Linked DNA regions of Homo sapiens: regions 2, 3, 4, 5 and 6 are each linked to region 1. A link is a loop called in an ENCODE intact Hi-C map of the cell type or tissue named here. Cell type or tissue: PC-9. All regions are shown on one strand. Region 1 holds the start of IKZF2 (IKAROS family zinc finger 2). Region 2 has its middle 18 kb from the start of LINC01878. Region 3 has its middle 110 kb from the start of LINC01878. Region 4 has its middle 57 kb from the start of ERBB4. Region 5 has its middle 63 kb from the start of MIR4776-1. Region 6 overlaps LOC102725082 (a long non-coding RNA gene).

Region 1 (5,000 bases):
TGAACTGGATTTGGTATCTTAGAATATTTTCTTTGAAAAGGTAGTTCCATTTTTGGCTTTCTTGCTTCTTCATAGTGCCAATCTAGGTCAACAGGAGTAAGTGAGACCATTGTTCCATATCCCGCTTAAAAAGAGAACACTACTTCAAAGACAAGAACAACATCACCTGACAAAAATAAAAGAAGTTATCGGTTTTAAAACATTGTGCTTATGTGTGCCTGTTATTCTTAACTTTTTCAGGGATTCAAGTTATTTTAGGGTACCTATTCTGGTTGATTATATATCTAGCACAATAAAGCCATTTAAATAAAAAAATATAGAATTCATTTCCAAAAATTTCTTCTTTGATTTTAGGAAAGAATTATAATTTTCCAAATTGTCCCCTCCCACCTTCTGCTAAAAAGACCCCCAAAACTTAAAAACGTACAATTAATTCCTTGAGCAAACAAAAGGGGATTTTACCCAAATTCCTTTAAAGGGTACTTAGGGCTTTTAAATCTAAAATAGATAAAACAAACTACCCAAAGAAAACAAAACCAATACTCCACAATGTACCTTTTAGCTATATTGCCTTGTAAAATTTTTCTTTTGCTGATTACACTTAGTGATTACAAAATTAAACCTGCTGCATTTCTTGATAGTCACCCTGGTTCATGAATTGTCAGGTGGTAACAGGAAATAATTCATTTTTGAAACAGAGGCATTACATAAATGTATTTTATTCCAAATTGCATTTTATATACAATGTTAGCCACTTTTCATATTTATATTTGCAAAATTAATATATAAATGTTAAAAATATATATTTATATATAATTTTATTTTTAATTTATGTAACATTTTATTTTATATACATTTTGTAAATATAACTGTTATCTACCAAGAGGTTCAGATCCTTTGTGTGGCTTGTAAGCCAGAGCTGACCTGTTAAAGATATTTGTAATATGACTTATGAGCCAAGATCTGACCAAATTCTTTATGAAATCAGCATGTATCTTGGAAATGGGACCCTTTTCGTCCTTTGAAAATAGAGTTTAATACATGAAAGCCAGCTGAGTACATCATTTCCTCCATATTCATTCATTTAATAAATGTTTATTGAGTACCAACTTGTACCAAATACTATTCTACTTCTGAGAAAACAATGTTATGAAGGAAATATTCAAGGTGCTACAATAGAAGTTGGTGCAGGAAAATGTTTGGGTAGGATGGGACAGAAAGGATGAGAAAGAACCAGCTACGTGAAAAATGGTAAGGGCTGAGGGGTCTGTTTCCTCCCCACCCTGCCACTTCTTCCCTAAAGTAAAAACTTAACTCTCCAAACTGGATACAGTGGCCAAAGAACATGGTACTCCACTTCCCTAGTGGTATATTTTAATGTACAGTATAGTTATATAAGTACCTTAAAAAAATGTGTACAGTCTATGTCTTCTGGCAAAGGACAGAAATAAATGCACCCTCTAACTATCAAAATACTACCCAGAGAGGCCAGGCGCAATTGCTCACGCCTGTAATCCCAGCACTTTGGGAGACCCAGCACTTTGGGAGATCACCTGAGGTCAGGAGTTCGAGGCCACCCTGGCCAGCATGGTGAAACCCTGTCTCTACTAAAAAATACAAAAATTAGCCAGGTGTGGTGGTGGGCGCCTGTGATCCCAGCTACTCAGAAGGCTGAGGCAGGAGAATCGCATGAACCCAGGAAGCAGAGATTGTAGTGAGCCGAGACGGCGCCACTGCACTCCAGCCTGGGTGACAGAGTGAGACTCTGTCTCAACAAAAACAAAACCAAAACGAACAAACAAACAAAACTACCCAGAGAAATTCTGAACAAAGTGAATTACAGTTTATGCAAGGGTTCTTTCCCATGAGTGGATTGCATTGTGAATCTTAGGACTATAGACTCCACAGGCATGAAATAAAACCCCCAATCTTGGTATGAAAACATAATCTTGATTTCTCTGGATGAGTTAGATACACCATAACCTGCAAATAAGAAAGGAATGTAGGATGTTAAAAAGAGGGAAACATTTGCCAAGATGGTCCAATTCTCCCAGGTGGTCATGAGATCTTTGTTATTCTAAAATCTGGGATCCATTCAGGGGGAGGCAGGGTGACAGAATGTAGTGTCTGAAGCCTTAGCCACTAGAGGGAGAAAGTGTGCCTCTGGTGACTAGGCAGCCAGTGAAAGTTAACTCTTGAAAAGGACCAGCTTCAAGGAAGCTAAATTAAGCTTCAATAAACCAGGGGCAAGGACTACATCAACTTGGTAACTGTGAGGATGTATCTTTAAGATTTCACAATGGATCCTCTTCTACCAAATAATTACATTGTGTAAACTATCAGACATTTCATCTTAATTTCGATTATCTTTATTTCATATTTTCAAGGATCTCTGTAACAGTACAGATACCTAAACACTTAGGTTCAGTTTTTAGGAAGGACTTATGACAATTTCGAGAACTTATGTTATCCTTTACATATTGTGCATTTACATATTATAAACGACATACAGATTTTTTGAGGTAATTTAAGACTAAAATATTTGCTCTCTGTTGGGATGATTAGAGTGACTTACTGGTTCTCTACTCAGACTTTCCCAAATACGACTTTAGGAAAACTAATTTTAGCAACTAAGTGTTTAAAAATCTGCCTTATCAATATATAACTCACAGGAACTGCAATTTTTCTTAAAATCATCATAATGTTATTGCAAGCCTGAGCCCAAATAATTTCTCTCCAACGAAAATTTGTTAATCTTGTTTGCTGTACCACACTATCTACCATTTTCTATAGTTAAACAAAAAGAGACTATCGTTACAATTGTTTAATAATACATTGTATAGGAAAAAAAACTTTCAAGAAGTAATTCATTATAAAAGCTACAGTATCACACAAGTTATATGGTATCCATTACTTCGTTTGTGTCGATGTGAATTAATTCCTTCCCTATATCAAAATGTAAAGAAAAGACACTATCCAAAATTACCTACAGAGTGGTGCTTAAGGTACTGTTGATGACTTAATTTCCAATATATCTTTTTTTCTCAGCAGAAAAAAAAAACCTCAACAACTATTTCTGGGATTCTTCAAAGGAGTAAGAGTACGGTGCCTGTTCCGACTCTTCTAGCATTGATTTTCTTCACAATCTGTGATATGGTTTCTCAGGAACACCGTTTGGCAGTCCTGATAATTTCATGTGTTTTCAAATTTCAGCCATCCAGACTACACAGTTCACTATTTTCAGCTCCTTTCATTTTCCTTTTCCCTTTAATTATAGAAGTCTCTATTCCCTCTTTTCGCAAATGTGGTCAGGAAAGATACTAAATGCTACTATTTGTAGAAAGAATATGCATTTGTTTTTCTCTTGACGGTTCACTTAAGTTCTTTCCAAATAAACAAGCTGTGGTTGATAGTGATAGGTAACACTTCAAGGGTAGCAACTTTTTGTACTCATCCGTTCCTTTGACTTTGGAAGACGTGGCACATGCCCCGGGGGAGAAAAAGCAAGTCAACACTTTAGTTTTTAAACTTGCACTGTTAAAGCACTTTCAAAATAGTAATAGTTGAGCTTCATCTCAGACATGAATGTCTTTCTCAGTCTATTCCCCAGGACCCCTCTTATCCCGCTTCAGGTCCCGGTCAATGCGGTGCGCTTTCCGAAATGGGGCCGCAGAGTTGCCGGCGGAGACCAGTAGGTGGGAGGCTCCACGCACACTCCCCGACTCGGCCGGGACGCGGCTCCCGGACTCCGCGCAGGGCGCCAAGATCGCCGCCCCGCTCCCTTCCCCCGGCCTCCCCACCAATCCCAGTTTGAAAGAAAACTTCACGCGGCCGAAATGAACGTCACCTCACCGCTCCAAGCCTCCAGCCGGCAGAAAACGTGAGATTTATTATGACACGGGGAGGGGAGATGGGGGTCGCCGTGGCACACTCGGAAGCGGGTTACCTGGCCCCCGTCGGGGGCGGGGTCCGCAGTCCGGGGACCAACGGGCTGGGGGCGACGCGGCCGGGCGCGCGGGTGGGCGCGAGGGAGTGCGCGCGTCGCGGAGCCTCCGGGGCAGCACTTGTCCTGTAATCGATTGCCGAGCGCGCCGAGCGGCTTAGCGCGCAGACACGCGCACACGCGCCCGCCAGCCCGCGCGCGCGCGCACACGCGCTCTCATACACACACGCACAGGCGCTCGGGCCCCGCACACACGCACGCGCGCGCACGCACGTCCGCTCGCCCGCGCCCGGGGCTCCGCTGCCCGCCGCCAGCCGCCCGCCGCCGCCGCCGCCGCAGCCGCCGCCAGCCCGCCCTCCGCCCGCGGGCGTCTGCGCGAGCCCGGCCGGCGGGGGAGATGTGCTCGGGCTCCACCGGATCGGTTTCTCGGGGTTTGACCAGCTGTCCCGGGCTAACCCTGCTCCTCGCTGAAGATGGAGGAAGTAAAAACAGGATTACCCTTAGCTACAGATCCACTGCCTTAGTTTCCACCACCAACTGCAGTGCACAAACACACGTTAGGCACAGGAAAGAAAGAAAGACAGAGGACACATTAACAGTAAACACAAACAAAAGGGTGATGGGATTATTTTACTGCATGCACTGCTGAGGTAAATCTCCGCTTGGCTTTTGCGTGGTGAAGAACAGCTCTTGTTTTGTCTTCTGATTCATAGATTATATATAAATATGTGTATGATTTGCAAAGGGGGGAGTGTTTTCAAAGTTAAGTGTAATTATATAGCATCTCGTTTTGCACTGTGATGTGATCAAATGACTTGTTGCTGTTAACCAGTAATAATAATAATAATATAGGTATTTTTCTCTGGGAGGGATGGATTGTGGTTCTGATTAGGGTAATGATTTTTGTAAAGGACGCTCAGGGAATCGGGTTGAAGATGATGTCCTCTGCCTTAATTTATCGTCCCCTCCTTGTAATCTGTTTCTGGGATGTTAATCGATTAATCAGTTCTCATCTCTATAGCTGTCATGAATTTGGACTTGTTTTGCTTTGTTTTAA
Region 2 (5,000 bases), 380 kb after region 1:
TGTATTGAAAATTGCACAACATGAAGTCTGTGCCCGAAACTTTTCATTAATGGCTGAGACAAAGATATCTGTTACTGGACTTCTTACATCATAATATTACCGTAATGTGTTTACTTTTGGAAATACACTATGATTCTCAACTTTTAAAAAACTTCCAAAGTTCACTATTTAGTGCTTTTTGTTCATTTTTAAAATTTTTGTTTGCTAGACAACTATTTTCTTAAGACCCACAGGGTGCCAGATGCTTTAGTCAAAGATGAAGACCCCATACTACTTAAAGGAATTGACAAACTAAGGGTGGCACCAGGTCATAGAAATTCATAATTACGATACAATATGGAACTAGATTGAATAAAATGTGGTGGCAACACAGACATTCAGCTACTGTCCTCCTTTCCCACCATTCATTTGACAAATATGTGTACCAAGTCACTGTTATGTGCCAGAGACTTCTGGGCACAGGGGATAGACCAGGGAAGAAAATAAACTCCTGGCCTCCCTGAGCTAAAATTCCAGTGGGATAATAGAGAGTATATTTATGAGCAAATAAATAAAGAAAACTGAGGTCCAGTGAGTGCTATGAAAAAAATTAAGCAGCATTAAAAACCAGAGAGTGACTGGAGTTGGAGTTTTAGAAAGGGCGGTCAGCAAAGGCCTTTGTGAGGGGTAAAATGTGAGCAGGGACCTGAAGGAAGTGGGGTGAGGAAGCAAGCCTTGTAGACGTCAGAGGAATAGACTTCCTGACAGCTAATAGTAGGTAGAAATGCCTCAGGCTATTGTCAAAAGATGGCAGTGAGGCCAATATGGTCTCAGTGGAGCACGTCAAGGGAAGAGTGCTTTGAAATAAATTAAGAGAAGTAGAGAGGTCAATCATAGCAGGGTTACAGGAGGTTTTAGAGAAGGGGAGCAGCAAAATCCAAGTTGCATTTTGGCTGATGTGTGAACAGTCTCTGTTGGTAGTAGAATGGAAGCTAAAGGCAGAGAGCCTTTGTTTTTCCCTGGCTTTGAACTTGCTGTTGAAGCTATTTCACATGAACCTAGGAGATGGTGGTTGGCTTTTTCTTAAATCTATTTCCTGGCCATCCCCCTGGCTATGGAGTTTTCCCATGCCATATACTTTGGCATATTGCACCTCAGATGTAATTCATTTGTGCTTTTCTTGTCACTTTGGTGTAATAACAGGCCCTTCTGCAGACTTTACTTTCAATCAGAACCTTCCTTTTTCTTTCCCTCACCTTCAAAGCTATTTTTATTATTGTCTAAGACTTGGACTCTCCTGCCACTATTGCCATTTAACTATGTCAAATGATGAGACATGTGACATCACAGGTGTAAGCTCCATCTAAGCTATTATACATAGAAATTACTGTCCTTTGATTTCAAAGTTTAATTTACTGAAAATATTGAATAGGAAAACACACTACTTTAAAATATTGTCAATATTTTTGGCTAATTTTATATATTCTTCAGTGATTTTCTTCCCCTAGTCTGTTATGTTTATTTCATTCAACAAATATTATTAAGCACTTGGGGCCCTGTGCTAGTTGCTGGACATGGTTTTGTCACTGAGATCAGTGGATAGTCATTTTAAGGAAAAAATTTGTAACAATATATGTTTCCTGAGTTTTTGGTTAATTTTTGTTACTGACTTGTATATATAAACGTATATATATATATGTGCCTGTATGTGTGTATATACAATATTTTATATATATACATATATGTGTGTGTCTCATGTAATAGTATTTACTATTTATTTAGCTATCTCTTTGTGCCAAGCATTTTCCTGACATGACTTAAGCCCCTCAGTAACCATGCAATATGTATTATTAGTATTTTAAAGATTAGGAAATTGTGGAGCTAACTTGCCCAAGATCAAGAAGACAAAAAGGATGAAGAACCAGAATTCAAGTCCGAGTCAATGTGACTCTAATGCTCACACTGATTCCCCAAAAGAGTGTTATTGTAGCAAAATGAAGAATGTGTTCAATGGCAAAGAAATGTACTTCTAAGAAAAGCAAAACTGGGCTTAGAAGTCTTTGCCCTCAAAATCACTTTTCTGTAAGTCGAGATTCCCAGTAAAGAGAGAGATATTTCATTTTCAGTGAACACATATGGATATTTACATCATTGACTTCATCTTTTGAGCCTTGTACAATACTCATCTGCATTTTCCTCTTTTTGTTAGTCTGTTGCTTCCCTATAAATAAAAGATTGCAAAAAGCTCTTAAATCACATTCAATGAAACACTAAATCCTTAGGCTTTTACAAGCTTTTGTAAAACTGTAGTGATCTTGGTGAAAAATGTCCTGGCTGGTTATCTAGTGAACAGATGAGCTCACCCCTGGTATGCAAAGCTGCCGAATTAGCTGGTTAAACAGGCTGCTGAGATAATTACATTGTCTGTTTTGTGACACATTACACCGGTGCACTTGGGATTAACCTGTTCTCTTGTGTCTACTTCTGATCAGTTTTTTAGACAGTCTTTTATCTGATGAAGGAGCACAGACATCAAAAGAGAAAGGGGCGTGGGTGAAAAGAAAGGGCTCACATGAAGCTGAAGAGTTAAATTTTCTATTTAAATTACTGAACATATATCCCTTATTTCCATAACTTTAGTTGCTCTCTAGAGACCTCTGCTGGAAGTGATAGGTATAGATGAACATTCTATTTTCCCTCCCAATTCATTGTTTTCATTTTTACTGTGGCTATTGTATCATAAACTCAGTAACTAATTTAAGAATGAAATTCCAACATTCATGTCATATACATAACACATTATCTACAAAGATGTACTTGAGACAGAAAACTTGTGAGTTTTAAAAGTTTTGCAGGGCTTTCTAATGCTGGAAATCAACTATGATACTTAATCAGCACATATTTATATATTTGTTAGGCACCTACTATAGGCTTAGTAATTATAACTTTCTGTTCATTTATTATTTCCATATTTTGTTAATGCTACCAAGGTTCAAGTGGAATTGTTTAATTTGCAATTAAATGTTGCACATATAAAAACACAAAACAAACCATCCCTAAAGATTTTTATGAGCCTTTAGTTCCATATCATTATCCTGAAGGGGAAAAATTATTTAGACCTTCTGATTATGTGGGAATGTAGTGCATGTAAGATTTCATCATCAGTGATAATTTAGATAAAGAACAATTAAGAGAATAAATAGAAAACCTACTCATTAACAGCCTGTGGCAACTCAAATTGAATTTAACCAACTATTGAGCCTCTGGCTACAGGGAGATGCAATTTAAAGCAGGTATAATAGATTTTAGCAACTAAAATTTGTTCGTCACACTGTACCAACTAAGATATTAGTTAAATGGGGCAAGAAATTTCCTTTCATGTTAATGAACAGCAGATTTAACTCCTGCGGTCCTTTATATTTTCCCTCGAAATAGCTGTGCTTGACTTGATAGGCCAGCATTCAAATGAGGTTCTTGCAAAAAAGTATACAAGCTTTTGGGATGAGATTTAAGTCAGTCGAATCTGCATCCTTTAGGTACTTCTGATTTGTTTAAGCAATCTTTAAAAATATTGATATATTTCTTCCCTGGAGAAGGGTCCACAATATAATGTCATATGCAAAGGCTCTGAAAACTTCAACTGTAAATCTCTGTAGAAATGTTAGAGCACATGTTGACATGGGAACATCTCTAAAAATAATGTGTTTTCTTTTGGCATACTGCTGGCCCACAGTAAGTGCTTTGTAAAACTATCATTTGTACTCATTCCTACTGGATTAGTAGAAAACAGGCATCTATGCTGTAAGTTCGCTAATAATTGTGCATAAACAATTATGCACACAATATAAACAATTATGCACAAATATAAAGAATTTTTTAAAAATATTCTTATCAAGACAGATAAAGTCTATGTTCATCATTTTTACCGGAGTCAGTTCTACTGAGATTAGATCTGTCTAGCTTTATTATTATTGCTTAATGCAGACAAAAGAGAAAATAAATCATCATAATTGTGTTTTTATTATCTTGGCTAATATACAGAAATCTTAAAATGTGTGTGTGTTTATTACTTGAGTTTCAGTGCCCCTTACACATAATTTTACCAAATTTTGTGATGAAACAAAAAGTGACTGAGATAACTTTATAAGATAAATGTATTTTCTAGTCAATTCAGGAAAAGGTGATTTTTTTTTCTTTTAAACTTTCAAAAATACTTTTGGCTGCACAGCTGTGTATTATAGTATCACCTAATAGTACTCTGGTATTGGACCTGCTGAATATCAGATACCGAGACTAAAGGACATTAAAATAATAGTTTTATATTTTCTAAACTTTTGGTTTGGATTTAATCAGTTTTTATGTTTATTCACAATGATTAGTGTACTCTTAGCATATATGCCTAATTTCTATTAATCCAGTGGGAATGAGTACAAATGATAGTTTGATGAAGCACTTACTATGGACCAGAAATATGCTAAAAGCTTTTCGTATTTAACCTCATTTAATCCTTCTAATGATCCATTGAGGTGGTGATTATTAAATACATTTTACAGATGAGGATATGTGTTTTAAAGAAATTAAATAACTTGCTGATGTTAGCATGGTCCAGGAGTTGCAGATCCTATCTTCAAAACCAGATTTTACTCTAAAGCCCAACGTGAGTACTATGTAAAGAGTACTTCTGAAAATGCATGCATTAATGCACTTCTTCCAGACTGGTGCCTCTTTTGGTAGTTGCATAGGCTTTGTATGTATTACTTAGAGAAGAGACTGGTGTTTAGCGTGGTAGAACCAGGATTAGAGCTCTAGTTTTCTTTCCCTGAAGCCCATGATCTTTCCTTCCACTTTAGTGGTGACAGTGGTGCTGATATCACAGATTCAAATTCCTAAATGCAATTTCTGTAACACAAAATGCATAGAGAGCAGTCTTTGGAAAGATATTATGATGAGTGACTTTGAAATAAAATTAACTTGAGCTTGAATCCCAGGATGCCACTTAAGTAGCTGTGTAATAAAGCAAG
Region 3 (5,000 bases), 470 kb after region 1:
AGAAGCACATCCATTAGCTGGTAGAGTGATGATGTTATCACATGTCATATAGCCTCTGGAAAATTCAACAGTCTACTTGTGACAGAAAGAATGAAAAAGTCAAACAACATCTTACTATTATTATAAAAATAATTTTCATCTCATGGACCCCTTAAAAAGGTCTCGGGGACTCCAGGGGTTCCTGGATCATCCTGTGAGCAGTGAAGGTTTAGATTTTTTCATTCTCTTGCATTGACACAACTCTCACTAGTTCCCAATCCAGAACCCTGAAATAGCATATGCAAGGGCCTAATCTCACTCAGGAGGTTTAGTCTCAGGATTATATCTTCACCACCCTGATTACGTCAAATTTCTTCTACCATTGCACTTACATATTTTTTAAAAAAATTATTGGGCAAAAAAAAACCTTGATGTAAAAGTGACTAATGTATTTTCTTAATCAAAAATGAGGAAGCTGGGTCTGACATATGTTTTGTTCTTTCCACTTATTTTGTTAACTTAATGATATACCTTACCAAGACATAAACATGAAATCATTTTCTCTGGTACTTTAACACAATGTCCTTATTAAAAAAGAATAACAGTATATGAAATTCAATTTCCAACTTATTGTAGCTCTGAAGATTACATCTGGCTTCTTAAACAGGCTAGTCAGTGTGGCACCTATTAGATAATCCTAACAACACCCAGAAAGACAGAACTCCAATACTGAGAGGTGGGAATGCAGACTATCTGCTTGTATTGACATCATGTGCCCATCTGGCTATATGAAGAGACTGGGAGAAAACAAGGGTTATAAGCTGTTGACACATGTTGAGGAGAGATCCTCGAGCTAATAGGCGCTACTGAGTGCCTACAGAATATAGAGAACTGTGAGTTAAATCACTGATTGGGGAGAGAGGGCTGTAGAAAGAATAGAAAGACAAGGCTCTTCAGGAAGAAGTAGGCCATCTTGTTGAGTTGCTGCAGGTAGAATAAAGAGAAGAAACCCAAAAGAGCTCAAAACAGAAGTTCAAGAGGGACTTAACTGTGAAGCTGAACAGCTATACACTGCAGAAATATCACTGCAGAAACACAGGTCACCACTGAACGAAACTGCCATGCGGAATTTGTTTTGAAGTCCTCCATTGCCCCTTTCTCTTCTTCCATTGTCTTGTTCCAGTCACAGAACAATATTCTCCTAAGAAACTTGCTAAGTTGTTCACCATGATTATTACAATAGCCACCATTTGTTAGGCCCTTGCTATGTGCCAGGTCCATGCAAGGTGTTTATGTGAATTATCTTAGTTAAGTGAATTCTCAGAACAACTAAGGAAGGTAGATCCTACTATTTCCTCTATTTCACCCATGGAAAAATTGAAATACAGAAAGTTGGAGTAATTTGGCCGGGCGCGGTGGCTCACGCCTGTAATCCCAGCACTTTGGGAGGCCAGGGCGGGCAGATCACGAAGTCAGGAGATCGAGACCATCCTGGCTAACACGGTGAAACCCTGTCTCTACTAAAAATACAAAAAATTAGCCGGGCGTGGTGGCGGGCGCCTGTAGTCCCAGCTACTCGGGAGGCTGAGGCAGGAGAATGGCGTGAACCGGGGAGGAGGAGCTTGCAGTGAGCCGAGATCGCGCCACTGCACTCCAGCCTGGGCGACAGAGCGAAACTCTGTCTCAAAGAAAAAAAAAAAAAAAAAAAGTTGGAGTAATTTACCGAAGGTCACAAAGCCGATGATGGAGCCGCTAGAAATTTAATGTTACTCCAGCAGAAGAATCTGTGTTTTCGAAGACCAAGTACAGAAGGCAACATTTTACCCAAAAGAATAACTCTCTAAAAGTGGAGTTTTAGGTACTTTATCCTCCTGAGATAGGATAAAACTGAATTTTTCCTTTTTTTTTTTTTTTTTTTTTTTTTTGATGGAGTCTCACTCTGTCACCAGGCTGGAGTGCAGAGTGGTGTGATCTCGGCTCACTGCAACCTCTGCCTCCCGGGTTCAAGCGATTCTCCAGCCTCAGCCTCCCCAGTAGCTGGGACTACAGGCACAGGCCACCACGCCCGGCTAAATTTTGTACTTTTAGTAGAGACGGGGTTTCACCATGTTGGCCAGGAATGAATTTTTTTTTTTCCACAGTGATAAAAAGTAGTTTACTTCTGGTCACTGCAAACTGCAAAGCCTTTAAGGACCTCTAGTTTACACTTATTATGAGGAGGTATCGTCGATACTATTCTGGGACACAGATGAAGAGGAATTTTCTAAAGATATGTTGTAAAATATGTTTTAAAACTAGAAATGCAAAAACTTTCGGTGCCCTGGGATTCAGAGAGTCCAGAACAATAAAGTCAAAGCTATAACTGTAGTCTCTCAGGAAAGGTTACTGAATATGTTTTAAATTGTATTTGCTTAGGATTGTCCTGATTCTATTGAACTTTGCATGTAACATACATAGCTTGTGTACCAGCAAGCACTGCCTAAGAAAAAGATGGCTCTGTGAAGCGTGAACTCTTATGGTAGAAAACAGCACTATGACCGCTGAATAAAGAGGATTAAATAGTAAAACACATTTTGAGCCAGCACAAAAGAACAATGCATGGCACGCTTCCGCCACCTTGTGGAGTGACATATATTCGCATGTCTTTTAGGAACCCAAAGCAATTTTTTCATAAACTTTTTTAAAAAGAATTAAAGAAATGGCAATATTATTTTCAAACACGTTGCCCATTCTTCTGTGTCCTTAATGATTACAGTGTAACTAAGGCACATTTCTGGTGCCCAAAAAGAACGTTATATGTTTATATACTTTATTTTGGTGATCTAAATAATACCTGTTATTTTAAAAAAAAAAAGTAGTAATGAAATAATCTTCCTTCCCACCTTTTCCCTAATTTACACCTGTGAAGGGGATATTAAATCAAATCTAATTTAAGATAATACAAACATAAATTGTTCCACATATAGTCTTTTAGATTTGGTGAATAATGCATATCATGATCAGTATCCAGGGTTCTAGGTTTTTTGTTTTAATATGCATTTGTAAAATTAATGAATATAGGCAGGGCACGGTGGTTGACACCTGTAATCCCAGCACTTTGGGGGGCCAAGACAGGCGGATTACGAGGTCAAGAGATCGAGACCATCCTGGCCAACATGATGAAACCCCGTCTTTACTAAAAACACAGGCACACGCCTGTAGTCCCAGCACCTTGGGAGACTGAAGCAGGAGAATCGCTTGAACCCAGGAGGCGGAGGTTGCAGTGAGCCGAGATCATGCCACTGCACCCCAGCCTGGTGACAGAGTGAGACTCTGTCTCAAAAAAAAAAAAAAAAAAAAGTAATGAATATAGGTGTTAGGGTGCTATATAATACTCATAATAGGGGCATGTAAAAAGAAGAAAAAGTGTCAACCGATTGGTGGAACTTTCCACTTTAAAGACAGCCCAAGCCACAGTTTTCTGTTAATTTTGCTTCATTTTGGTAGACTGAAAATTTATATGCTTTAGGTAAAGAAGTCCATATACAGGCAATTTCACTATACCACCTGTTTTGAATTTGAAAATTTTTCATTTAGATTAAAAAGATAAAATTGGGACACCCAATATCCCAGTTAAATGATGAAAAAAACTATTTCTTCCTTTCCTTTATGTATGTAATCTCTAGTACTCCTATGAACAATGAATATTCCTGACACTGAGAGCTATTATATTCCAATCAGATATCTTTTGACAGACATTTAGAATTTAGAGATGAAAATATGGTGATAAGATATCATATGTTCATAACTAAAGTGCCCTTGTTTAAATGACAATGGAGAGTTTCTGTTCTATAAACAAATTATGATAAAAAATTTTAAGATGAAACTATCTTACGTGATTTGTTTAATCAAAAACAGTCTGCTCTGGATTTTTAGAAAAAGAATTATCATCATCATGGCCAGTCTTGAATCTCAGGCTAGGTTTATCCATAGTGTTTCTCTCATTCCACTTTGTCTAGATAACCTTCCCTTGGGAAGAAAACAATACCTATTTTAGTATAGTTTAAATAAAAATACGGGGGCTGTAAAAATAATACATTTGAAGGTAAACATGGCGGGAATGTGGGGACTGTCTACTGTTTTGGATTTAGAATCATTGAAACCATCAGAAGAAGAATGGTAGTAAAGAATAAGCAGTCTGGAAATGAACAGGCCTGGGTTCGAATCCTAGCTTGAACACTTACTAGCTCAGTGATATTTGGCAAAATGTTCAACCTCTTAGAGCCTTGGTTTTCTCGTACTAAATAGCAGTACAGACACTATAGGATTGCTGAGAAAGAAGAATGCAATAGCAACAGTAAAGCAATGATGCATACAAATGGAAGGAGAAGAGGGAGCAAGAAATATATATTGAGCATTTAATCTTTCCCTTTAATAGAATAAAAGACATTGACAGACTAGAATGTATGGGCTACAAGCTTAAACTCAATGAAGTCTTTGGATTAAAATAGAAATGCAAGTTAACTTGTACTCAGACTTAATAGAGTTAGACAGTAGATTCAAAGACATTCAATAAATTCAACAAATGGTTTATCTCATTTACGTCTCTTTCATTTTACAATACAGTGAGGAATTTATTCTTTTTGGAAGTCCTAGATGCTTTTGCTGAAATTCAATGCTTAAGCTACAAACTTAGGAATCTACTTCCATTTCATACTCACCTTCATGCTCCAAAAGAATCCACCAGCAAATGTGGTCAATTATCTCTCCAAAATATTACTTGCATTCTTTGAATTCTCTCATCTCCGTTGGTGTGCCCTTGTCCGGGTTACCTTCACCTTCAGCTTGGAACATTTAAACGGTCTCCTAACTGGCTCTCTATCCTTTTATTCTTGCCACCTCCAATCTGTGCTTTTATGGAACAACCAGGCTTTATGTACTTCCCCAACTTAAAATTCCCTTTGGCTTCTCTTTGCACGTACAAAAAAGTCCATATTTCATATTCTGACTTACAAGACACTACATGATCTGTCCCGTCCTTA
Region 4 (5,000 bases), 560 kb after region 1:
ATATAGAGTGCAAAGAATCACTCTCCATTGTCCTAGTATTTTCTTCTCTATAATGATCCTTCTGGATAAAAGGAGAGACTTGTGCTTATTGATGTAACTCCACCCTTTTCTAAAAAATATATAATTTGCTGCCTTCCCTCTCAAAGACCTATGGTTAAAAACTATAAATGAGCTAATGTACCAGAAATTACTTTATAAACTAGGAAATACAGTGAATTTTCTGGTTATTACTCACTTGAAATTAACCCTGCCTTGAATCTGACCTAAGTATGAAGGGTTATGAAGCATATGCATTGCATAATCACATTTTTGTGAAATATTCATAGAGAGAGCAAGAGCGAGAGAAAACAGCCGGGGGTGATGGCTCACATCTGTAATCCCAGCACTTTGGGAGGCCGAGGCAGGTGGATCACTTTAGGCCAGGAGTTTGAGACCAGCCTGGCCAACATGGTGAAACCCCATCTCTACTAAAAATACAAAAATTAGCTGAGCATGGTGGTGCATGCTTGTAATCCCAGCTACTCTGCAGGCTGAGGCAGGAGAATTGCTTGAACCCTGGAGGCAGAGGTTGCAGTGAGCCGAGATTGAGCCACTGCACTCTAGCCTGGGTGACAGAACAAAACTGTGTCTCCAAAAAAAAAAAAAAAAAAAAAAAAAAGAGGGAGAGAAAGAGAAAAACAAGAAAAAGTGAAAAAGTGGGAGGACAAGATGAAGCAATAATTTAACAGTTTATTTCTAGTTGGTCAAATTAGAAAGACTTTTATTTTCTTCTTTATACTTTTCTGTATTTTCTAATTTTCAAAACTGAAAAAATATAGAAAAGAAAAGAAATGAACCTTCAGATATTTTTGCCTTTGCAGTCTCTGCAGACTCCAGTTGTTACGCCTGTTCAGATAGGTGGACACTTGCATTATGTTATTTGAAGATAGCTAGGGATGCCCCCTGTGTAAAAAAACACCACCCAAATAATATTTTATATTCATCTGCCTGTCAGTACTTTAAAATTCAAATGCTCTCGGACGGGGTCATTATGTCACAAAAATTTTTTTAATGGATCGCATTTTCAGATCATATTTTTTAGTAATATAAAAATGGACTGGAAATTTGTATGAAATAAGGCCCTTGTTAAATACATGCTTCTGGTTATTAATTAGCTTGGAAAATACCCTAAAATTCTCAGCTTTGGTTCCTTCCTCAAATGTATGAGATCAGTAAGATTCTCTCAGGCTCTAAAAGTTAGTACTGTAATCCTATGACTGTCCCAGAGTGCTGCACGTGTGATTCCTTTTCACAATCCATTCACTGTCAGTCACCTATTTGGCTTACCCACATCTGACATCTCCAGACCAGGTTCCTTGGAGTGAGAAAAAGTGGGGGAAGAGACAGAGAAGAGGGAATGAAATACCATTTCCATGTATGCCTCGCAATTCCATGAGAAATGACATTATTTTCAAGAAAAAAAAATTGGGAATCAGAGAACTAGTACATTGTTTTAAGTTAGTATGACTAACAACTAGCTGAGTTGGGGATAGAAACCTGGTGTGCCTGTGGCCGAAGTCCCTTACCTTCCTACCTCTCAGAAAAAATCATAACAGACATAATTCTGGCAGGAAGCTGCACCCAAGTCAGTTTTCTTTCCATGCTGCTGGGCCGTGTGTCAGTTGTAAAATTCCAGCCTGTGTCCTGCAGTTTCCATGGATCCCCTGACAGCTGCCTCTATTATCAGTAATTTTCACAATACTGTTGTTTTCTTTTTCATTTCCTTCAGATCTCCCAAGATGATGCCAAGTAGAGTATACAAAGACTGGTGTCCAAAAACTAGAATCTTAGAGATTCGGGATAATTAACTGCCTGGATACTTCCAGGAAAAAACATCTGCTAGAGTTTAGAATCAAGGTCTTACGTGACCAGGTATATATTTTGTAAATTTCTTTCTTGAGAACCTATTCCTTTATGCTTCTCCCAACCCCAGAAGTTCAACAAGTGTGAGCTTGACAAGGCAAAGCTGATAGTTTTATATCACAAAGAACTTGTGTTGTTTTTCAAGATGTGGATTTATGTTTTTGTTTTGTTTTGTGTAGTTGCAAGCAACAAAATCTGACCTGGCTACCATAAGGAAAAGGAGATTTATTGTAAGGCTATCATGTGTGTGTTGGGGTTGTGGTGGTGTTAGGGTAGGTAGGTCATAGACTCAACAAGAAGCTGAGGCCCAGGTTTAGAAACACCTGGGAATCAAGGGGGCTCTAGACCAATCAGCCACAAGAAGTACGGTGAGAGTCCCCTAGCAAGAGCAGTCAGTCTGACCAGCCTAGCATCCCACACGGCTCCTAAAAAAAAAAAAAAAAAAAAAACCCACCTCCAACAGTCCTATGTCCTTGCACCATTCACTCAAGATTCAAAGTCCCAAAGAGTGGGACTTTGAGTTGAGCAAACTTAACTCAGCAGGCAGAGAGAAGACAGATTAGTCCCTTAGGATTTTAGCATGAAACTAACAATATGGTATCTTCATGATTAGCCCCAGTTGGGAATTTCAAAGTAGAGTTCAAAGGTGCAACTATGGATCCTGGACAGATAAAAATAAAAAATTATACATTGTTCTCTATAGATAGTTTAACAAGACAAATAGGTTATAGACAAATGCTGAAGAAGGGATTCTAGTTTTATTTTGTTCTCATTTTTCTGTAGAATTAAATTTTTTATTTTACTTGTTCTGTGCAAAAAAGACTCTTAGAAATTGTCAGAGAACTACAGAGCTGGTTCTTCTTCGGATTGCAGTAGGTACAAATCCCTAGTGATTTATGAAATGATCTGAAACAAAGCAGTCTCAGATTTACATACAGGTAGATGCAATTACGACTTGAGAATGACTAGATTTTATTTTGCTTAAGTAGAACAGTGACATCTAGTGCCTGCAAAATTATGTCACTGGATCTGAAGGAAGATAAGAATAGACATGTTTTTAGGTTGATTAGAGAGAAATGAGGGATCATATATTAGTTATATCTGCAGGATTGGTCTCTTATAATACCCCTTTTAGGTTCCCACGAGTGCCACATTAGTGACTGCAACTCTTTCCTAGCTGTTCTCCTTAACTCTGGCCTCGCTGCATGCCGATATGTTATTCCTGTTTACAATTTTTCAAGGGATTATTATATTCTATTTTCCCCAACAGTTCTGTTTCTCATTATTTCCCAAAACGTATGCTCAGTTTTTGTCAAACACGATTTCTTCACTTTCAAAAGCAAATCAGACCATTTTTATCTCATTGTCAATGATTAATAAAGTTTTTGATAGATGTCTTGAAATTTTGGCTTTGTATAATTTTTGAATGTTTTTTGCATAAATGTTGATAGTTTTTAGAATTTTGGGTTTTGATAGGTTTATTGTAATTTTTGTTTCTATATTATAATAAATCAAGTATTCCATGAGATAAAAAATAGTCATGTGACATTTATGTTTACTTAAAAATACTATTTAGGTGAAACAAAATTCTAATTTGCCTAATATTTAATCTATTTATGTAATAAATTCATTTAATATTTATATAAAATATTATATCACGAATTATCTGTAAAAGATACAACTAGAATAGATTATTGAAGATAATTAACACAAGGCCTTAATTTACAGGTGAGGACATGAGAGCTTAGATAAATTGAATAATATGTATATATATGTAACATTAAATATACATACTGAGAATATATTTAAAAATAAATTAAGGCTGTTTACAAAACTTTATGCAATATAAAATACATTTTGTTAGTCATGAGATAACATTGAAATATTTTATATGTTTATATGTTTATTTACATATAAAATGTTCCAGATTTAAAAATCATTGCATCTGATTGCTTTCATTTGATCTTTATACCAATGCTGCAAAGTGATTTTATGCCCATTTTATAAATTTATTTTTAATGTACTTATTAAACATTGTTTATGTTTCTGGCATTCTGTTATGTGCTGGGAATACAAAGGTATCAGTTGGCTCTATCTTTTAACATCTTTTACATTATTTTTTTTCCCCCATTTGTTATAGTAGGAGAAACTGAAGCTGACGAAGTTAAGTCATAAGATGAAAATCACACAATACTAGGCAGAGATCCAGCAAGGGAACCAAAATCTTTAGTCTCAAAGTCCAGTATTATTTCCATATTATTTTTGCTATTTTTGTTTTAATTTATTCAGAGTTATCCAATGACAATACAAATAAACTTGGAAGGAAAGAATAGTTCTCATTCGTGAGAAAATGATTTTCCTATTTAATTTCCTGAAACAGAATATAAAAGTAACTTAGCTTTATCATTTTTAAACTTAGGCTAATTTATCAATGTTTAATGGGAGATAGGTTATCATTTTCCCCCAAGAAATATAATTTGTAGTCTAGTGAACACTATTCTGGTTATTAAGTAGAGAGATTTGTGCTTTCTTGGGTAACTCTTTTATTCCTCCAATACCATATTACCATTCCTTCCCAAAATTATCTGTCTTATAAACCACAGTTAGTTCATTAGCTGCTACTATTGTTTTCCCTTAGTTATTTCTTTTCATTTCTCCTTCTTTATATTGTATGGTCTACATTATACTACTCAGTGTTACTCAATGCTTTGTGCTCTGTGCACCATAGGCACCTACAACATCAAGAAGAGAAAATTTTGCAAAAATAAAAGATTCAAAAGGCAATCACCTACTTTAAAATAACAATTGCAACATTTTTGATCCCTAATTTTTTTTTTGTAATATACATGTAAAAAAGTTATCACTTTCTTAAAAGAGATATGATTTCACAGTTTAAGGGTCCAGTAATTTCAATGAAAAGTAGTGAATGGATTATGCAATCAAAACCCTTTTCTAGGCCAGATGTGGTGGCACTCATCTGTAATCTTGGCATTTTGGGAGTTGGAGGTGGGAGGATCCCTGGAGGCCAGGAGTTCATGACCAGCCTGGGTAACATAGTGAGACCCTATCTCCAAAAAGAACCCCAGAAATTTTCTGTA
Region 5 (5,000 bases), 290 kb after region 1:
AATCAACATCATTTATTACATAATTTTGTTTAAAGGGAACCATATGACTAAACCATTAAATGCTAATAAGTATTTCAGACAATCAAATAGCCATTTCTAACAAAAATATAAGTGAAATAAGAAGGAAACTGCATAAATAAGATATTGGTTTCCCCAAATCCAATATCTAGTGATTATTCTGAGTTGTTAAACAAGAAAAGTATTTCAATTAAAATCAGATATTACACAGGGATACCTGTTATTACCACTGCAACATTGGGAGATTCGAGGGAATGCAATAAGTTAATAAAGTGAAGTAATTGATATAAAGGCTATTGGTGGAAAAATTGTGCATTTGAAAATTCAAATTATATGTAAAAGCTTCTTAGAAAAAATGTGGCATGGTATCTGCATAAGAAACAAATATAAAAAAAGTGTTTTCTTAGAAATAGAAATATGTAATTTCCTCATAATATGACTATTCCTTCACAACAGTAATTAGACCTATAAAAATCTTAAAAATAAACTTAAGATCAACCCCCCAAAATAGAGAAAACTAAAAAAAAAATTGACAAAGGACATAAAAGACAAATGATAACCTTGACTATATTCTAAGATGAGAAGAGTTAATATCTTTAAAATGTCAATCTCCACAAAAGTGATGCATAAATTTAATGCATTTTCATCCCATCAGAATAACATTAGCATTTGGTTTGTTCATTTTCAAATTGAATATAATGAGCTTAAGATTCCTATATAACAATACATTTGATGACAGCCAAGAAAGAGTGAAGAATGGTGGGAAAACATTTGACTTACATGAAAATAAAAATATTTTAAAGTAAATAAAATAAATAATGAATTAGCCCATGATATAAAATCAGGCCAGGAGAAGGGAGGACTCAAAATCCTCCAGAATACACAAACATTAAATAGATGACAATGCTGGTATTTTTCTTCAGTGAGGAAAGCCGGTTTATTTAATAAAGAGTGCAGACAAAACTGGCTTTACTCCTGAAGGAAAACAAAATTAAATTTCTTTGAATTTTTTTATCCAAATGATATAAGAAATAAATTTTAGATAGAACAGAGACCTAAATATAAAACATAAGACAACGAAAAATTGGGAGATTAAATGTACTATCTATAGGTAGAAGAAACCCTTTTAAATAATGTAAGAAATCTAGAAGCTATGAAGAAAAGTATGTATTTGGCTGTGGAAAACACATGGCTCATCCAAGGGCTATTCCCTTCTTTTGTAAGGAGAACTTTCTTGGGCAGGGTGTGGTGGCTTACATCTGTAATTCCAGCACTTTGGGAGGCCAAGGTGGGCAGATCATTTCAGGCCAGGAGTTTGAGACCAGCCTAGCCAACACGGTGAAACCCTGTCTCTACTAAAAATTCAAAAAAAAAATAGCCCGATGTGGTGGCACACGCCTGTAGTCCCAGCTACTAAGGAGACTGAGGCAGGAGAATCACTGGAACCTGGGAGGAGGAGGTTGCAGTGAGCCGAGATCATGCCACTGCACTTCAGCCTGGGTGAGAGAGTGTGACTCCGTCTCAAAAAAAAAAAAAAAAAAATAGCCGTATGTGAGGGCACACACACCTATGTAATCCCAGCTACTCTGGAGGCTGAGGCGCACAAGAATTTCTCGAACCCAGGAGGTAGAGGTTGCAGTGAGCTGAGATTGTACCACTATACTCTAGGCTGCATAGCAGAGAGAGACTCTGACTCAAAAATAAGATAAAATAAATAAAATAAAATAAAATAAAATAAAATAAATAAAATAAAATAAATAAAATAAAATAAAATAAAATAAAATATAAAATAAAATAAAATAAAATAAGAGAAAGAGAGAGCTTTCTCACTGCCCCAGTACCTCTGCTTTCTACCTTTGAACACAACCATGTGAAAACACCATGTTTGTATCTTAGAAGCTATCTTATGTCTAACAGTCAATATTTAGGCTTAGGATAAAAAGCTAAAACACTTAGATGAAAGAGCAAAAGGATGAATGGAAAGGGGATGAATCCATGATGTTCCCTCTAAGCCAAGGAACTATCTTAGAATTTCACATCCAAATATCTTGTTGGTAAGATTTTTTTAAAAAATTCTTTTTTGGAAACTGTTATTCAATTACTTGAGTAAACTTTTTTGTAGTTGATTTGGCTAATATAAGCACTTAAAATGTACAGCAAATAGCTTAAAGTCAGTTTTTGTTTTCAAAATGGCAGCACAGAATCAATCTGGCTTCACTACGCACCCCCACCCACAACAGAAAAACCAAAACCAAATAAACAGCACTGAGATTATCACCAGCATTATCCCAGAATTCAAATATAAAGATGAGACAGTTTCCAGGGCCACAAGTAAGTGAAAAAACGTTGAGCAAATGATAAGGGAATTGGACTTCCATACCTGTGATGCCCCTCCCATCAGTCAGCTTGGCACCAAGCACATGGGAAGTCTGCCTCTAACTCATGGTTTCTACACTAGAAAAAGTGAGGTCATGGCAGATGGCCAGTTTCCCCATCATCTTGGGTTCCCTGGCAGGATATCTGTCCCTGCTTCAACACAGCAAAGCTTTCCTAGTGCCTGAAAGGAAAAATATTCCTTAGGATAGGCAGAGACAAAATGTGGAGATGGGACTACCATCCTCAGCCAGGGAAACTCTGCTCTGTAGCTCAGCCAAAGGAGACGCCAAAGCAGAGTGGTTGTTCAGCAGCATCACCCTGTAGGAAGTACTTTACACAGGTCCTCTGCGCATGAACCAGTCTTCCCACACAGCCAGGATACTATCTGTTTGGGACCCACCCGATTCAGGTCAGGCAGCGTTCTGTTTGCTAGAGCACAGGCAAAGCTGGCTTTCAGGCGCCATCTAGTGCCAAAAAAGAGGCAGCAACCTAGTGGGGAAAAAAGAAAAGGAATTCATCAGGTAAATTACAAAGACTCTAACAAAATGTGTCCAATTATAAAACAAAACAAGCCAGACAGAAAAGACTGGAATCAGTAACTAATCATTCAATGCAAATACATAAATGTACACCCACAAGAAACAACAGCAAACAAGGAGGAACTATGACCTCTCCAAATAGATAAAACAAGGAACCAGTGAATGACCCTAATGAGCACTATATGAGCTCTCTGAGCAAGAATTCAACATAAAGTAAAAGTCAAGTGATAGATTTGGGAAAATTGAGCCATAATAGAAAAAGAATTCTTAAAAAGTAATAAAAGTGGAAAATATATAAATAACTAGGTGGAAATATGAGCAAAATATATGACTAGAGTTTTTACAAAAGGGCAAGTGCCAGTGACCTGTTAACATATGAAAAGGTTCCTAGACTTCCAAGTAAACAGGGAAATTAAAATTAAAATGACAATTATATGATTTTATACACAGCCAACTGGAACATTTAAAAATGTATTAGCCATTTTTCATAGAGATTTGCAGAAAAGTATTCTTCTATGCATTGATAGTGAAAGTGTTGCTATAACCTCTTTGAAATAACAATCTGGGAAAATCTATGAAAATTTAAAATTCCCTTTGATCTAGTAATATAACCCATAGGAAACTCACCCATAAATATGAAAGGGTAGATGTAGAAGAATGTTTAAAACAGCATTATTCAAAATAGTAAAGTTCTCAAACCAAAACTTCACACCTTGGAATATCATGCAGCCACCAAGAGAAATGAATTAGAACGGTTACAGTTTACTCAGAGTTTTCCATGATCAGAGACAAAAACAAGGTGTCAAGTCACATTACATTATAATAGGTTTGAATTTTCTTTTAAACAACACCACAAACAAGTAAATGCCCTGTATTTTCAACTCCAGTATTTAAGATTGTTCTTTACAGGCACCCCAGGGCCTGTTCCATCACTCTTAATATATAACTAAATGATTAGAGCATTAATGATATAAAACATCCACCTGAATTATTAACTACTTATCTTGGTTTTGCCAGAGCAGATGCAGATTAGAGGATACGGCAGTGTACAGGTTGACAGAAGGATAAGAGGACAGTGGAGTGAAGAATAAAGAAAATGACTACCTTTTAAAATAATACAATATAGTTCTATTTATATATAATATTATATGTGTGCATATGAGGATATGTTATTTTGTGTTCACATATTATTTATTAGAAAAAACAGAGTTTAGTTAATTCCTACATATTTTTGGGTGGCCATAATATATTGTTAACTGAATAAAAGGACACCCAGGGTAAGAGAATATGATGCCATTTTGATGTTTTATTTAAAGGAAACCAAAGCCTTCTGTGTGTATATGTGGCTGTATATGCACAGGTGTATATGGGTGAGTGCGTGTATAGGGTGTGTATGTGTGTGTAGGAGAGGAAATTAAGTGAGAAAAGATAAAAATAATTTTATAAACCCTCTTTATATTGTTTATCTTGTTACCACAGTTAGATATTGGTTTTATAATTTGGAAAACGTCAAATGAATAAATTAGAATAAAAACTTTATTTATTATTTACTTTTACTATACTTTAAGTTCTAGGGTACATGTGTAAAATGTGTAGGTTTGTTATATATGTATACATGTGCCATGTTGGTGTGCTGCACCCATTAACTCATCATTTACATTAGCTATATCTCCTAATGCTATCCCTCCCTACTCTCCCCACCCCACGACAGGCCCCGGTGTGTGATGTTACCCTTCCTGTGTCCAAGTGTTCTCATTGTTCAATTCCCACCTATGAGTGAGAACATGCGGTGTTTGGTTTTCTGTCCTTGTGATAGTTTGCTGAGAATGATGGTTTCCAGCTTCATCCATGTCCCTACATAGGACACAAACTCATCCTTTTTTATGGCTGCATAGTATTCCGTGGTGTATATGTGCCACATTTTCCTAATCCAGTCTATCATTGATGGACATTTGGGTTGGTTCCAAGTCTTTGCTGTTGTGAATAGTGCTGCAATAAACATATGTGTGCATGTGTCTTTATAGCAGCATGATTTATAATCCTTTGGGTATATACCCAGTAATGACG
Region 6 (5,000 bases), 200 kb after region 1:
TCCTCATTCTGATAAAGGGTAGTAAAGAGAACATCTATTCCCAGATGACTCATTGGTTTTTAGCTTTCTTTGTCCCTCCCATGTCTGACCGGCTTTATTCAGGACAAAGTTGGGGAATCAGCTGTAAGGAATTGCCTGGTGCAACTTAGTTCAAAGAAGGAAAGATGTGTGCTCACACACGCACACAAATAAGTGGGAGCTGCTTCGTTCCCTCAGAGTCACAGTCTTATGATTTCCTTTGTGCTTTAATCAGGACCATAAGTAGGGCATGTGACTAGGACAAGGAGGTTACCGTTTGAAGGTGGTAATGGAATAGGGTTACATTTGTTCCATTTCCTATGCTCTTTACATTCACGAGATCATTATCATGAAAACGGATTTGTGCTGTGCCATTTCCTGTTCTTGTTACAATCTTTATCATGACAAGAAGGTACTAGGTTTTAACGCCTGGTGTTACATTTAACTGTTTTTAATAACTGCTATGTAGTATGACTTTTCTTCCCATATTGTGTTGTCTGCACAAAAAGTAAAGGTGATGCAGTCCAGGAATTTGAGTGTTGGTTTACTGAGTGTCTTGAGGCTCTGAAATATCAGGGTAGGGGACACATCTTCTTCTTTCGATATCCCAACCTAACCAACAGAACTTTCACAAGAGGCTCTGACTTGCTACTGCATCTTCCACGTAGATTTCAGATGCCCACTTTTCTTATCCCTGACTCTTTATAGTCCAAATGACACTTCTAGTGACAGTCAGATTGTATAACTTAAGGGGCAAGGCAGTACAGTTTCCAATTATCATCAAAGAATTTCCCCAGCATTACCATGCTGAGACTTCAGGCTGTTGATACGGATTAGATCAAAAATAGAACATGGTATAATAAGAACCTTTGCTTCCTGGCATGGGCTAGAATCAGAATAGCTAATGGTACAACACTTTCAAGCTCTCCTTTCTTTAAAAGTAGGTTTAGTCCTTGTGAAAGCTGCTGAGTTGACAGCTCAGGATACTATGGATAGAAAAATGATAAGCTTTCCCTCCCTGCTTTTCCCAATATACCTTCGGCCTGCCCTGGAGGGAATGTCTCAAGAAGAGAAAGGTTAGTTCTTTTTCCAGGTACTTTTAATCTTTGAATTTGGGAGTAGGAGGATTATCCAAGCTGATTATAAAGAATGTTTCAAGATGGGGCTATGTTTCTCCTAAGAACAAAGCTAAAATTGACAGATCATTTCATTCAGGCAACTACAAAACCACCCAGCTAGAATCAGTTTTGAAATCATGTGTGTCTTCTCATAAGGGACCTCCAGAGCTCTCCAAGTGAGTTTTGCAATGGCTTGTGTGTGGTTGAAGTTTTAAGAACTCAACCTTTTGAGGAAGATAGGGTACAGCATTTGCTTCATAGCTAGTGCTAATGAAGAACCAGTCATTGCTAATGCTGACCCACCTGCATTTCTTCATAGCCACCAAGCTCAGAGCAATGGAGCTGACTAGGAGGAACTAAAGACTTCAGTGATAGGTTGGGGTTGGCAGGGTAGACAAAGTCTCCCAAAACTTGGTGGAATAGAGCTGAGAATTCCACCCCTTCCTTACACAAGCCTTATTCATAAACTTTGGGGTGGGGATCCATTGATGCATTTCAGGGGAGTTATGAAATTCCTGAAATTCTATATAAATTTCATTGTAAGCTAATGAACTATTTTTTTTCTCTCCTGAGGGTGTGCCTTCCTAGCTTTTATCTAATTTTCAAGGAGCTCTATGACGTCCCACTTTTTAAGAGCCACTGCTTTAGATAGTCAAGTCTCTTTCCTCCAGTCCTGGGACCAATTGTCACCCGACCCACTCAGAAGACACTTAGAGAAAAAAAGGCGTTAGATTACTGATAACACTTAAGTTGATTTCTCATTTCCAAAAACTTGACTCCCTCTCATTCAGGCTGTTTTCTTATTTGCTAAATATATTTTTATCTTTGACTTTGAACTTTTTGAAATGACATGTGTATAATGTATTTGATGTCTAGAATAACATCTTATAAAGCAAACTCTTTGACTACATGCATAATCGTGGCTTGTTCATCTGCCAGCACCACCCACCATAAGGAAAGGAAGGGTTCCCTTAATAAGTACTACCTTTTTAAGAAAGTGAAACTAAGAAAAATTTCACCCAACTTATAAAGGATAAAAATCCATTTTTAAATATAGCAATTCTCCTCTCAGAAATAATCTTGAGTGCCAATAAAAACATAACCACATTGCTTGCTCTTATTTAAAAAAAAAAATAGAAAAGAAGCTAAAGAGAACAGCTCCTCCTTTTCCACCGAATATTGTTCTGGGGAGTTCATAAGGTCAGGAACTTGACACTGGTTTCGGGTGGAAGCCAGTCAAGCAGGATTTCTTTGCCCTCTGGACAAATGGTTGGCCTACTTCAGGAATTTTGAGTAATTATTGCTGCTCTCTTCAGCCAGGAGAAATGTACTTTTCACAAAGAGAAGAGCTTGTGGCATTAACTTAATCCCACTGCCTGAGTGCACAAAATCAGTTTTGCTCTGCAGAATTATAGTTCCTAATTTATGAATATGAGAATTATTTCATCTCACCCCTTGGGTCTTTGTGAAAATGAAGCACTCATGGTGTTGCCTAGAGCATGATGTGATGCCCAGCATCATGTACTTCCTGGAGGATATCACTTCATAAATGCAAGGTACTAAGAGGAGCAGATTGCTGTTCCTGGTATGTCCAATGCTGTTTTTCACTAAGAAGTATAGAGGCAGCAGTTTTGTGCCTTCAACCATGCCAGTCAAGAATTTTGAATTTTCACTCTTTCCCATTAGAATTACTCCTAATCATTCCCATAAAGACACATTTGCAGTAGCTGAACTCTGGAGCATCACAGTCAGACATTTGCAATGAGATTATTATGGTATTGTTTTGAAACAAGTAGTTGTATAAACTAAGTGTTTCTATGATCAAGTTCTTGAACAAAATTATCATCTAAATTAATTTGAAGAGGACACGGTTTTGGCAACCACTGGCCACAATTGCCGGTAGCCCTATTTTCATCAGAAAAGCAAAGGTCTCTTCATATTTAACTCCCTCTTAATATCCCTTGGTGGTTTCTATTGTTTTGGAATCATTCTCTACCATACATAACAAGTCCTATGAACCATATGGGATTACCTGTCCAAATTCCCAGGGAACAGGGTAGCTGTGAGTATTTTTGTATGCCCCTATAGCATTGCCATAATGCCACCTCAGATTACTAGAGTAATCCTCACCAAAAACCCTCCAGGCAACTAACATGTCAGGAATTATTCTACTTATAATAGGAGGCCCATTAACACTGAAAAATAATATATTATTTTTTCACATGCACACAAATATATTGATTCAAATGTGTGTACATTTTGATCTAGTATTAACAATCTTGCCTATGTTTTTTTGGTAATCTGAGAGTTTTTGTATTTTTTTTAATTTGAGAGAGGGAGTATTGTGTATTTTTTTTTTTTGAATTACAATCAATCCATAGCATTTAGTTGGTCTTTCAGCCCAAGTGAAACAAACACAACACCAATTCCTAACTTTTACGCAGCCTATGCAAATGACCTTCTATCCAATTAAGCAGGCAGCAAGCCTAGTATTTTAAGTAGAGGTAGTTTCTCAATACTTTTTGACCCATGTTTGTGGATTGCTTTAATGTCATTTCACTACTAAAAAAGAGTTTCTAGATTAAAAAATAGTTTATAGTTTAATTCTGTGATATTACACAATTTGGCTTGGTGTCTAGTCACTCAAGCTTTTCACTTGTATTTTTAAATTACCATTTTAGGGACACAGTAAGAAAAAACAGCTTTAATGGCATTTAGTTATTTTGAGCTCATTAGATATAATTAAAAGTCTACAAGGAAGCTTTTCAAGTCAGTACCCAATTATGGGATTTAGCTAAACTTTTGAAATATGACAGTTAAGTTTGTGGGCATGCTGTACGTCAGAATTTTGCTTCTTATACCCTATTTGGGCCATGTGAATTCAGACAGGCCCAAACTGAGGAATCCCAATTTATGAACCTTCACTTTGTTTGCTCAAACTTGAGTGTCCAGATTTTTTAAACAGCTTATCATAGAAGAAGATTTAACAATGAGATCTGTTCTCTTAACAAATTTTAAAGTGTTCAATACAGTATTGTTAACTACGGGCACAATGTTGTACAGCAGATCTCTAGAGCTTCATCTTTCATAACAAACCTTATACCAACTAAACTTTCCATTTCTCCCTCTCCCCAGCCCCTGGCAATCACCATTCTACTCTCTTCTTCAATGGTTTTGACTATTTTCAATACCTCATATAAGTAGAATTATACAGTATTAGTTCTTCTGTGATTGGCTTATTTTACTTAGCATAATGTCCTCAGAGTTCACCTATGTCATGACATATGGCAGGATTTTCTTTTTTCAAGGCTAAGTAATATTCCATTGTATGTATATACCACAATATCTTTATTCCTTCATCCTTTGATGGACATTAAGAGTTTTTCCATATCTTGGTTATTGTGAATAATGCTAGAGTGAACATGGGAGTGTGAATATCTCTTTGAGATCTTGATTTTAATTCTTTTGGATAAATACCTAGAGTAGGATTGCTGGATTATATGGTAGTTTTGTTTTTAATTTTTTCAGGAATCTCCATACTGTTTTCTATAGTGGCTGTACTATTTTACATTCCCACCAAGAGTATAATAGATGAGGGTTCCAATTTCTCCACATCTTTGTCAATATTTTTAATAACACCCACCCTAACAGGTATGAAGTGATATTTTATTGTGGTTTTGATTTGCATTTCCCTGACGATTAGCAATGTTGAGCACTTTTTCATATACCTGTTGGCCATTTGTATGTCTTTATGGAATTTATAGAATAGACATTTAAAGAAATGTCTATTCAAGTCCTTTGCCCATTTTTAAAATCAGGTTATTTGGTTTTCTGTTTGTTTTGTTTTTGCTACTGAATTATAGA

Evidence for each region. Hi-C counts contacts between places; a loop is a spot of excess contacts. Peaks named below come from ENCODE experiments on the same cell type or tissue, not always from the same donor. Only the 100,000 strongest peaks of a DNase experiment are listed, where the experiment ranks them.
Region 2: it touches region 1 in a loop (11-fold over the local background); 93 of 110 quality-filtered maps call a loop at or near these places.
Region 3: a loop joins it to region 1, with 10 times the contacts of the local background. A loop is called at or near these places in 75 of 110 quality-filtered maps.
Region 4: it touches region 1 in a loop (6-fold over the local background); 9 of 110 quality-filtered maps call a loop at or near these places.
Region 5: a loop joins it to region 1, with 15 times the contacts of the local background. A loop is called at or near these places in 23 of 110 quality-filtered maps.
Region 6: it touches region 1 in a loop (5-fold over the local background); 6 of 110 quality-filtered maps call a loop at or near these places.

The regions. Positions count from the first base shown.
Region 1 is chr2:213,151,006-213,156,005 of GRCh38, reverse strand. IKZF2 (IKAROS family zinc finger 2) reads left to right here and starts at 4,394. Exons shown (of 9, transcript NM_001387220.1): 1 at 4,394-4,593. LINC01953 (long intergenic non-protein coding RNA 1953) reads left to right here. Exons shown (of 4, transcript NR_146974.1): 4 at 76-190. RefSeq lists silencers at 3,804-4,163, 4,244-4,303. In PC-9, CTCF peaks have their summits at 2,102 (motif pointing right) and 3,552; DNase peaks (open chromatin) are centred at 2,185, 3,795 and 4,405; H3K4me3 peaks cover 2,927 bases; H3K27ac peaks cover 2,479 bases.
Region 2 is chr2:212,774,753-212,779,752 of GRCh38, reverse strand. No RefSeq gene overlaps it. Among named protein-coding and RNA genes, the nearest start is that of LINC01878, 18 kb to the left of the region's middle. In PC-9, a CTCF peak has its summit at 2,595 (motif pointing left); a DNase peak (open chromatin) is centred at 2,422.
Region 3 is chr2:212,684,081-212,689,080 of GRCh38, reverse strand. No RefSeq gene overlaps it. Among named protein-coding and RNA genes, the nearest start is that of LINC01878, 110 kb to the left of the region's middle. In PC-9, CTCF peaks have their summits at 2,393 and 2,592 (motif pointing left); no DNase peak of the experiment used is centred here.
Region 4 is chr2:212,593,135-212,598,134 of GRCh38, reverse strand. No RefSeq gene overlaps it. Among named protein-coding and RNA genes, the nearest start is that of ERBB4, 57 kb to the right of the region's middle. In PC-9, a CTCF peak has its summit at 2,908 (motif pointing left); a DNase peak (open chromatin) is centred at 274.
Region 5 is chr2:212,861,189-212,866,188 of GRCh38, reverse strand. No RefSeq gene overlaps it. Among named protein-coding and RNA genes, the nearest start is that of MIR4776-1, 63 kb to the left of the region's middle. RefSeq lists an enhancer at 2,710-3,004. In PC-9, CTCF peaks have their summits at 2,619 and 2,818 (motif pointing left); a DNase peak (open chromatin) is centred at 2,808.
Region 6 is chr2:212,954,212-212,959,211 of GRCh38, reverse strand. All of the region lies in intron 2 of LOC102725082 (a long non-coding RNA gene), which reads left to right. Among named protein-coding and RNA genes, the nearest start is that of MIR4776-2, 30 kb to the right of the region's middle. In PC-9, no CTCF peak of the experiment used is centred here; DNase peaks (open chromatin) are centred at 31 and 2,381; H3K4me3 peaks cover 1,160 bases; H3K27ac peaks cover 3,462 bases.